Regions from separate parts of the Homo sapiens genome. Here region 1 is linked to region 2. A link is a loop called in an ENCODE intact Hi-C map of the cell type or tissue named here. Cell type or tissue: dorsolateral prefrontal cortex. All regions are shown on one strand. Links, peaks and the distances in the headings refer to the core of each region. The heading gives the core; the rest is flanking DNA.

What was found. A loop is a pair of places that touch in the nucleus more often than their neighbours do. Peaks named below come from ENCODE experiments on the same cell type or tissue, not always from the same donor. Only the 100,000 strongest peaks of a DNase experiment are listed, where the experiment ranks them.
Region 1: it touches region 2 in a loop (4-fold over the local background); 4 of 110 quality-filtered maps call a loop at or near these places.

Annotation. Positions count from the first base shown.
Region 1 is chr17:79,604,421-79,609,780 of GRCh38, forward strand. All of the region lies in intron 1 of RBFOX3 (RNA binding fox-1 homolog 3), which reads right to left. Among named protein-coding and RNA genes, the nearest start is that of RBFOX3, 4.0 kb to the right of the region's middle. In dorsolateral prefrontal cortex, for the core only: no CTCF peak of the experiment used is centred there; no DNase peak of the experiment used is centred there; H3K4me3 peaks cover 2,705 bases; H3K27ac peaks cover 3,985 bases; H3K27me3 peaks cover 1,749 bases.
Region 2 is chr17:79,461,641-79,467,000 of GRCh38, forward strand. All of the region lies in intron 2 of RBFOX3 (RNA binding fox-1 homolog 3), which reads right to left. Among named protein-coding and RNA genes, the nearest start is that of RBFOX3, 150 kb to the right of the region's middle. In dorsolateral prefrontal cortex, for the core only: no CTCF peak of the experiment used is centred there; DNase peaks (open chromatin) are centred at 2,855 and 3,816; H3K4me3 peaks cover 696 bases; H3K27ac peaks cover 2,740 bases.

The DNA.
Region 1 (5,360 bases), core at 60-5,059, 140 kb after region 2:
CACCTCGCTGCTGAAAACAAAAAGCTACAAAGCCCTTCTTGCCATTGCTTTTTAAAAAGTGGGGTGGGCTGGGGTGGGGTGGGGAAGAAGAGGTCACCAGCAGGTGCTTGATTCCAAGGTGCCCAGAAGCTCTTAGGAACAGACCCTGGAGCTTCAGCCAGCCCCCAGCCCTCAAAAGTTCCAGAAAAATAGGAGTTGTTTTTGATGTAATCCAGGAGAGAAACCTCTAATTTGCATTAAGAGTTTGGAGCTATGAAAGTTTAGTGAGAAATGATTTCTAAAGGTACCAGGGTGTTTGTACTTGCTTTAAATCTTTCTCCAAATTGTGGACCTTCCTAATACAAGGAAACCCTATGTCCTTTGGCTCCAAAAGAGGTTCCCATTTTTCCATCAAAAATCTCATTGCTGAGGATAGCCTGCTCCTCCATGTTCTCATGACCGTTGCCTAAAAGCAAACGATCCGGAGACATGAGCCTGGCCCAGGAATCGGCATTTGCTTGGTGTCCAAGGATGTGAACTGCAGGATGAGAGCAAGGGCAGGAGAAGCACCTGGACTCCAGGGACACCATTCCTGCCATCTTCATCCCTGGGTCTCACCTGGTGTCATAGACAAGGAGACGTGGATGAGAAGGACTGCAGTCCATGGTGTTCGGGCTGCTCAAGGGCAGAACTCTGAATGCGCCCTTGGTTTGCGTGGCACACTGCCTCCACTACTGTATTGGTGGCCCTGCAGAAGAGAATCTGATCTGGAGGTCCGGGTTACCTTTGTTTGTTTGTTTTGATGGAGGGAGAATTTTGGAGCAAGACAAGATGCCTTGGCACACAGGATTCTCCGCTCTGGCACAAAAGATACATGTTATGATCTCAACTGGGCCCCCAAACAAGGACTTGAAACTGTTCAGGGGCTGGCTGGTGGCAGCTTTCTATGCTCAGGCAGTTTCCTTGCCTGCAAATGGGATTATTTTCTAAAAGGGCTAAAATAGACATACCCGGCCACCTTCCTCGCCAGCTGGCTTCCACTCACAGCCCAGCGTTCAAGGCAGGGTGGGCTCACCTCCCCAAATATGGAGCAGCCAGCCACGCAGAGACCTGCGCATACAGAGCTGATGACCAGCGGTGGGTCCAGTAGGGAGACGGCCAGGTACAGAGCGGTTGCTCCGCCTAGGCCTCTGTTCTTCTGGAGTCTTGGGAGAAAGCTCTCAGCACAGCCGCTAACCAAAGCAATAAGCAAGTAAATTCCTGCTAAAAATACATATATTCTTCCTCTTTCTTTTTTCTGCTGGGAATATGTTCTGAGCACAAATAATTAAACCTTAAAAGAAAACTTGCAGTAGCAAGTGCTTGGCTCTTGGTCCTAAGAGGAAACCACGGAGGCTGAGGACCCCCAACTCAAGTTGACGCCAGCAAGTTACAACCCACCTCTCAGGTGGAACCCACGAGCCCTGGCCCCAACCTACACGGAAGGAGTGGAGACGGATCCAAGGGAAGACTGATTTTCACTTCTAAAAAGCTTCCCCAAGCCGCAGCTTTCTCTACCCACAAGGGGAACACTCCCCACAGAGGAGAGCACCCCATCCCTTGTTCTTCTGCCCCCTATCCCCTGACTGCAGAGCCTTCGATACCACAGTCTTGTCAATGTTTCGAGTGCAGTGAGTTGGCAGGGGCAGCAGCAGTGAGAAGGGAGAGGAGGGGCAAGGAGACCACCTCAAGCTGCTGGTCTGTCTAGAGACCAGGAAGAAACCAGAAGGACGCCTGGGCCTGACCAGAACAGTCAAGGCCCCCACGTGTCTTACAGGTAAGGGCCAGGATCAGAGGCCTGATGACACCAAGCTCCCTGCACCCAAGAGGTGGCCTTTGCTTTGGGAGAAAACATACTTGTCCACTTAGCACTTGTAATTTCTATAGGAGTCCTATCACACAGTGGAGCACATCCCTAGGCCCCTAAATTAAAGATGGTGGATGGTCCTTTCCCAGGCCAAGAGGGGGACTCCCGTGGTACCCGGGCAAGACGCATCCAGAATGACTCCTTCCACCTAGACCCTGGCCACACTTTTCAAAATGCAACTGATAGACTGAGCTCGCCCCGAGCTACAAATAAACTAACAGACTTTATACTCTTTATTATTCCAGCCTCCCTCTAAGGCGTGTTTTGGTGTCAGTCTATGTGTTGGAGAAACTGTGATAGCAAACTAATTTACTAAGTGCATTGCACTTAAAAATGTCTATTTTATACACCAAATCAGTCTGTGTCACGTGGTATTTCTTGAAGGGAGGTGACTCGTCTGTCTGTGGGTCCCCAACCCAGAACAGGCCCCGCCGGGTATGCACAGCATATGTATGTGTGCAATGCTCCTTGCATGCCCGCCATGCAACTGTTAACCAAGAGCCGTCCTCAACCCTCACAGGTCACACAAGGAGGCAATCACACACTAAGCATCCGCGCCACTCAGAAAGCACAGGAGGAAAAAAGAGTTGGGGAGAGGAAGAGATAGACGGACAGGGAGACAGGGAGATAGACCCAGGACGTTATAGAGGACAGGGATGGCTCAGGGAGCAACCTTCTTCAGAGAGGCAGCAGAAAGTAAGATGTTGAGGCTGCCTGAATGTTTCATGAGCCTGTGAAAATACCGCGCTGCTTTATGAAAGAGCGTGGAGAGATGCTGCAGCTTATCAAAGGGTGGAGGTACAAACGGGATGTGTTTATAAAGCCGGTGCCTTGTGCCAGGAGCAGGGGCCTGTGGCAGGCAGGGATTTAGGGAATGGTAGGTTCCCTACCAACCAACAAACGGGTCTCTGTTGAAGGGGGAGAAAGTTTCAAGATGGCTTCTTCCCCTTCACTTGTTTAAAAATAAAAAATTCCTCACCAAATGTCAGCTGCGTGTCAGGTTCCATTTGTCTTTATAACAGAGTATCAAGCAGGAGCGTGGAAATAAATAAACACAGGGAGACAACCGACCAAAACTTGCAGGCTCTGGGCTGGGCTGGGCTAGAGGAGGGAAGCCCCACCCTGCAAGGGCTGAAAAATAATATTGCAGTTTCGCGTTCAGCACTGTGGCTCTGGCCCACTGACATGTTTTCCTCTCTTTACTGCCCCCCACCCCCTACCACCACCACTCTGGCGCTTCTGGGAGGGATAGGAGCGTGACTTATGCATTCCTTCCTTCCGAATTGCACAGGCATCATGGGTCAGAACACCATCTGCGTATATGGGGGAGGGGGCAGATAAACCAAGCAGGGCCCCTGCCCTCAGCAGCAAGGCACCTCCAACTGCCACACATCGGTATGAAGGCGCCTTAGGCCAGGGCTGAATGTGGCTGGGAGAGAGGTGTCAAAGAAGGCTGCAGGGGAGAGGCAACAGGGCTGAACCAGCCAGGGAAGATGGCATTTTCTCTGGCCACTACAGTGTCTAGTTCATCCCTAGACACCAAAGAGCCCGATAATCTCTCCATTTCACCGATGCGCCATCAGCCACGCTCCAAGTTGAGTAAGTGACAGGCGCAGGACAGAAGGCCCACTCTGGAATGGTACCCAGGAGGCCTCCTTGCTGTAATTACCTCTTCGCAGGCCCTGGGCTTTTCTGGCTCTTGAATGAGCCTCGGGAGCCCTCCCCATGTCCTCAGCAGCCTGAGGGCGGCCGCCCGCAGCGCCTCCAGCGGCCCTGGGACCGTGTCAGAGGAGGGAGGGCGAGGAGGGCAGGCTGTGGAGGCCCCGGCCCTGTCCTTGGTGCTGGCGCCCGCTGAGTGCCTGCTGAGCCACTCAGAGGCAGGGGCCGCCCATGCCGCCACCTTCCCTCGACATCCGCCTCTGGTCCCTGCGGAAGGGCAGTGAATACTCCCAGCCCCGCTGTGGCTCCCAACCGAGGTCACTGGGTGCGGAGCATTTGCCGCAAAGGCCCATCCGAGTAAGGGGCGGAGCCTAGGGACTTCCCTGGACTCCTGGCTCCTCCTGGCACCCAGAGGCGACCCGAGGTCCCCGGGGTGGGCACGGGTCTCTCTAGGCCCCAGGCCCCTGAGGAAGGTGGATCAAAGCAATCACCCAGGTTCCCTTTTTTCTTTGGGGGGAGGAGGGTGGATAGCTGCTAGAAATGGACAACTCACCCCAGAAAACCCCGGCCGTGCAAGCGCAAACAGCCCAGCACCAGTGGCAACCCCTGCCGCACGCACGCAGCCACCTCGCCAGGCCCAGGCTGTCTCGGCTTGGGTGCGTCCCTTCAACCGTGCTTCTTGCTCCTTAACCCCTTCAGTGGTCCCCACGTCACCCGCTCTGTCTCCCTCCTGGGGACAGCCTTGCCCTCCCAGAAGCTGTCAGCCAGGAAATGAAGGGTTAAGCGTTGCTTCCAGGAGTGTGCGGTGAGCGGTGAGCGAGGCGCCCACGCAGGAAGGCCTCCAGTCCTGGGGGAGGGGCGGGGGGGCCAGCCTCGGTCCTCGGCCAAAGGGAGCTCCTCGCCCGCAGGAGGCGGAGAAGGAAGGCGCGCCGGGATGGTTCTAAGAAGGCTCCCCTCCTCCGCCCCCGCCATGCCGCCCCCACGCCCCCACCCCGCCGGCGCTCAGTGACCTGGGGCGCCCCTGCAAGAGGCCCATACCCGGCTTTCATCAGGCAGCGCCTTCTCGACAACTTTTCTCCCTCTCTCCCCTCACAATTTTTGCTCACCTGGAGGGTCGGTTTTTAATTAGTGTAATATCCCCGTGAACAACGCAGCCTAATTAAGACATCCGTCCCGAATCCGCGATGCACACTTAATGAGCAGGTTCTGCCGCAATGTTTATACTTTTTTTTTCCATTATGTTTTGCAGACCAGTAAAACCGAAGCCGGCTTCCGGCTGAAAGACCTCATTACGGGCGACCCCACTCCATTAGCCTCCTACCTGCTCCACGCTAAGTGCCCGGGGCGCCCGGGTGCATGCCCAAGGCGTCCCCGAGTCCAACCTGCGTTTGGAGCAGGAAATTAGCAACCTGCGCGCCCGAGAAGCGACTTCACCACCAGCTGGGGCAGGAAGGGGGACTTAAACCCAGGGATGGATCCCTTGGGTCTCTGTCCTTAGCCTCCACCGTGGGGTGTCTCGCGCGTCGGGACTAGCGGCTCCGCGGGACTCCTTTTTAAAAGTGATCATTAAATAAATCAGGTACCTCGCCAAAGCTGGAACGGAAAGGGGAGGGGGAGGCAGCTCTGTTGTCCAGGAGTTTCTCCCCACCTCGCTGGGCCCCCGCCCCCACCAGTGGACTCCGGGAACATCCCACCCCCACCCTACGTGATACCAGGGATCCCAGGGCCGCTTGGGGACCCGACAGGTTCCCAATGCCCCTCCACGCGGGGCGCCGCGTCTCGGTCCCCGCACCGACACTGCAGGGCTGCGCGCCAG
Region 2 (5,360 bases), core at 110-5,109:
ACTCAGATATACCCAGAACCTCAGAAATGACCTTATTCGGAAACAGGGTCTGCACAGATGTCATTTGTCAAAGCTCTTGAAACGAAATTGTCCTGGATTTAGGATGGGCCTCCAATCCAATGACTGGCATGTTTATAAGAAAAAGATGGGGATTTGGACAGAGACACAGAGGAGAAGGCCATGTGACACAGAGGTAGAGGCTGGAGGGATGCAGACACAGGCTGAGGAACGCCATGGGTGGCCAGCAACCCCCAGAAGGTGCAAGGGGCAAGGGAAGTTCTTCCTCAAAGCCTCCAGAAGGAACCAGTCCTGCCAACGGGCACCTTGATTTCTCACTTCTGGCCTCCAGAATTGTGAGAGATTACATTTCTGTTGTTCTAAGCCACCTAGATTTTGGTAATTTGTTCTGGTAGCCCTAGAAAATTAACCTGCTAACAAACTGTACAATTTATGGATGTGTTCAGTGTCTGCCTCTCTCTCTAGAACACAAGTTCTATGAGGGTAGGTATTTCTATCTCTATCCATCAATGAGTACCAAGCTCCTAAGACAGTGCCCCGCAAATAGTACGTGGCCAACAAACACTCATGAGATGCATGAACGATGTAACGATAAGATGCACAGGCTGCCTGAGCCTGACTCCCAGCTCTGCCACCAAGGCACTAATGGTGTGACCTTGGGCAAGTTCTCTAACACTGCTGGACTGCAGATTTCTCTTCTGTAGGGTGGAAAGAATGATTAAAAAGAAAAGTCATGGAGCATTACATGGATTCAATGCTTAGGAAGGCATAGACGGTGTCTTACGCACAGTTAGCCCTCAACGTTAGATGTTAGAAATGAAGTCACTCAAGAATAAATTAACAGTGGCTCTCAACTGGGGGCAAGTGTTGCTCCCCAGGGGACATGAGACAAATGCCTGGAGACATTATTGGTTGTTACTACTTAGTGGAGGGATTGCTACTGCCTCCAGTAGACAGAAGTTAGGGATCCTGCTCAGTGTCCTACAGCCCAAAACATCACTAGTGCTGAGGTTGAGAAGTCCTGATATAAAGTAAAATTGGTTTCTGGAGAGAAAGAAGCAAGACGTAAAGATGAAATAAAGTCCCAGATACGGAATTATAAAACTGGGGAAATGACTACACACACGTCTATCTTTCCAACCCATTAGCTGCCATATTGAAAGCTCACACAGAGCGTCTCCAGCCCAGACACAGCGGTTATCTGACATTTACTTCTTCTGGGACACTCTCAGCCCAAGCCCATTCCAAGGTGGAGGAGAGAAAGCAAGAGAAGCCTCTTTGAGCATCGTTCGATTGCCCTGTTGCCACTGCCACCTCCACCACCATCGCCACTGCCACTGCCACCTCCACCACCATTGCCACTGACACCTCCACCACCATCGCCACTGCCACCTCCACCGCCATCGCCACTGCCACCTCCACCGACTTTGCCACTGCCACCTCCACCGCCATCGCCACTGCCATCGCCACCGCCACTGCCACCGCCACCTCCACCACCATCGCCACTGCCACCTCCACCGCCATCGCCACTGCCACCGCCATCGCCACTGCCACCTCCACTGCCATCGCCACTGCCACTGCCATCGCCACTGCCACCTCCACCATCGCCACTGCCACCTCCACCACCATCACCACTGACACATCCACCACCATCGCCACTGCCACCGCCACCTCCACCACCATCGCCACCTCCACCGCCATCGCCACCGCCAGTGCCACCGCCACCTCCACCACCATCGCCACCGCCACTTCCACTGCCATTGCCACTGCCACCGCCATCGCCACTGCCACCTCCACCGCCATCACCACTGCCACCTCCACTGCCATCGCCACTGCCACTGCCATCGCCACTGCCACCTCCACCATCGCCACTGCCACCTCCACCACCATCACCACTGACACCTCCACCACCATCGCCACTGCCACCGCCACCTCCACCACCATCGCCACCTCCACCGCCATCGCCACCGCCACTGCCACCGCCACCTCCACCACCATCGCCACCGCCACCTCCACTGCCATTGCCACTGCCACTGCCATCACCACTGCCACCTCCACCGCCACTGCCACCTCCACCGCCATCACCACTGCCACCTCTACCGCCATCACCACTGCCACTGCCACCTCCACCACCATCTCCACTGCCACTGCCACCTCCACCGCCATCACCACTGCCACCACCACCATTGCCACTGCCACCTCCCCATCGCCACTGCCACTGCCACCACCATCGCCATCACCACTGCCACCACCACCACCATTGCCACTGCCACCTCCCCACCATCGCCACTGCCACCTCCACCACCATCGCCACTGCCACTGCCACCTCCACCACCATTGGTAGCAGCCGTGACAGCTTTCCTAGGGCTGCTCTGCAAAAACAAACTCCTCCTGGGCTTAACCGTAAGCCCTTGGCAACCACCAATGATGGGGAACTTGACTGCTGCTTTGCTGGACCCAGACCAGGAAATCCAGATGGGAAGACGCAGGAGTGCACCAGCTCCTCGTGCTCTGTGGCGAGGCCTCTGCGAAACGGGCGCACATCAGGAAATGTTCGCTCTCCCTTCACCACCAAGGAGACTGGCCGATTTCCTCTCCTTCAAGCTTCTTCCAACGGACAGAGAAAATTCCCAGAAAGACGTTGGGGGAAATGTTAGCGACAGCCCGGAGAAGAGGGGAATGTTTACGTGGACGGGCCTTTGTGCCTGCCCAAGGTGCCGTCCATCAATACCGCCAACTTGGGGAGGATGCCCATCAAGGCGGAGCAGGGACACAGAGGTGTCACGTGCACCTCGGCCCACAGAGGAAGGATGCCCAGTACATCTGTCGGGGCGGCCCGAGGACAGGCGACAGATTCCCCCGCAGACATCTGCCTGCTGGAGGAACGTGCCGTGATGCAGACGCCGGGGGGAGGCAAGGAGAAGGGAGGAAGGGAGGCAACTCTTTTTATAGCAAGTGAGCAAACAAACAAACTGTTTTGCCTTAAGAAGCCAAAAAGGAAAAAAGAAAAAGAAGGAGAATACATTTCTGCCACTGCTGGGAGCATCGTAAGAGCCACCTTGGTTGACCACAGAAAGAAGTGCAGGGTGCCAGGCACACTGAGGCCAGGGCCTTCCCTCCGCGGCCCCGAGGACAGCTGAGAACAGGCCAGCCCCAGCCGCTCAGATGCCAGCAACGTGCTGGCACAGTGCTCGCCCTGTTGTGAATGAGTCCTCAGTCCCTGCAGAAGCTCAGTGAAGTCGGATGGTCACTAACCCGATTTGACAGGTGAAGAGGGTGAGGCTCGGCAAGTTAGCAAGTGGGGAACCACGAGGTGGCCCCAGCTCTGAGCCCCCACCTGCCACACTGCCATGGGGACCCAAGGGTCTCCCGTTTATGAGCTCAGCCTTCCGAAGGCGAGGTGGAAGTGAAGGACTGCAAACCCCGAGTTAAACCCTCTGACTTCTCTCCACCTCCCTCGTGTCTTCCTCCTCTGGCCCTCAGACCCTCGAGCCGATGAAACGCACCACGACCTTGGCTTCCCGAGGCGGCCTCCCCTCACCCCGACACGGGAGCTGACATTGTGCATTCCATTCAGAGCTCCCTTTGTTCAGGCCACATAGAAACCAGAGCTGCTCGTCAGAGAAAAGCTCCATCCCATAATAAACAGCATGAACTATTTATAATCCCGAAAACATCTTTATTATTATTTTTCTTCCCTCCAGAAACAATCTCACGCAATCCTGTTAAGTACACACCACGGAGGACTGGAGGGCCACGGGTCGGGGCTGCTTCCCCTGGCCCTGCCCAGCGAACAGATGGCAGCGTGGGCGTTAGGTACCAGCCTCCTGGCAATCTGAACATCTGTTCCCGTTAGAAAATGCTAATTGCCATCAATCAGGACAGCACCTACCCACATTTACATGCAAGCACACATGCACAAAAAAAAAAAAAATACATCTAAATTTCTCCAAGTGCAACACTCCCTGCATGTTAACTAGCCTAAGCTTTGCCTCAGCCTCGGAGGAGCAGCCCCGTGGCCAGCTTCTGGCCTGGAGGGCTCCCGTCGGGGCCTGCCCTGGACCCACAGCAAGCAGTGAGGTTAGGGAGTCACTCGGCAGGTAGCCATGCTTCAGCCCCCGGTGGCCTCTCATCCGCCCAGCAGGGAGTAGGCACGGGATCGCGGCCTGGGCAGTGCAGGCCGCCTGGACAGAATCCCTCCCTAGCCTGGATGTTTCTCTCTACGCCTCCACAAAGCCACTCCTCCGGCTCCATCTGTCCTCGATGTCTGCACCCATTCCCCTCTCCCTGAGCAAAGCTTCTGGGCATCCCCACGGCCCCCAGGAACAACCCAGCTGGATCTCCCAGCCCAGAGGTCGTCTCCATATCCACATCCAAGGGCTGGCCCATGAGGCTCCCTCTGCCCAAAGTGCATGTGTGGAGACACCTGGCAGCTCCAAGCCAAGGTCCCAGACCCGGCCTCTGCTGGGCTGTGTTTTCTACCCCGTGGGGCTGGGGACAAGATCTCTCCAGCATGTCAGGTGGGACTGGGCCCCAGCGGCCTCCTCCCTCCTCTAGCCTGGAAGCCCTAGGCTTGTGAGGCCCCGCACCCTCTCCCGGATTGTTCTCTGGTTGAGCATCACAAAGCCACAGGCCTTGGTGATCAGGAAGAGTCCTGGGGGGCGGGGGGCGAGCACAGGCAGTGGAAGGGAAGCAAAGCTGCCCCAGATAGGTGGGTGACCCAGGATGGAGAAGGGCAGCACCTGCGAGTGTTTGCCCCTTGGGGAGTCGAGGGCAGAACCTCCCTCCTTCCTTGCCTGGCTTTCTGCAGAGCCCCTGCCCTCCCCAAGGAGCACAGACCCAGGCTACTCCCTGGGACCTTGGGAGGGTCACCTGCAGCCCTTCTGGAGACCACAGGGACCAATAACATGCCACAGTGACCTCAGGCCATGCATGCCCATTGGAGGACCCTCTGCATTTTTAGAAAGTGAGCTGGAAACATTGGCCTATTATATAATGAAAGTCCCACACACACACACCCTCCCCAAGAGAAAGCGATTTTGCTAATTTTTCTCCCGGGCGGCAGGCGCCGTTGCCAGCCTTGGTTGCTATGGGGCCCAGTGACTGGTTTGAGTGGTAAACTCAGGGGATTGGAGGAGAGGTTTCCATGGGGAGCCACAGAGTGCAGCCGATGAGAGGCCACAGGTCTCCCCACCTAGGGCAGCCCACACGACCAGGTGTGAAGAGGGCCTCCTGGACCCAGACCTGGCAGGTGACCCCATAACAGGCATGAGCCATCTCCATGACATCATAACAGGGTCTCTTAATGGGGACATCCCTGTCTGTGAACCAGGTACAGGCTT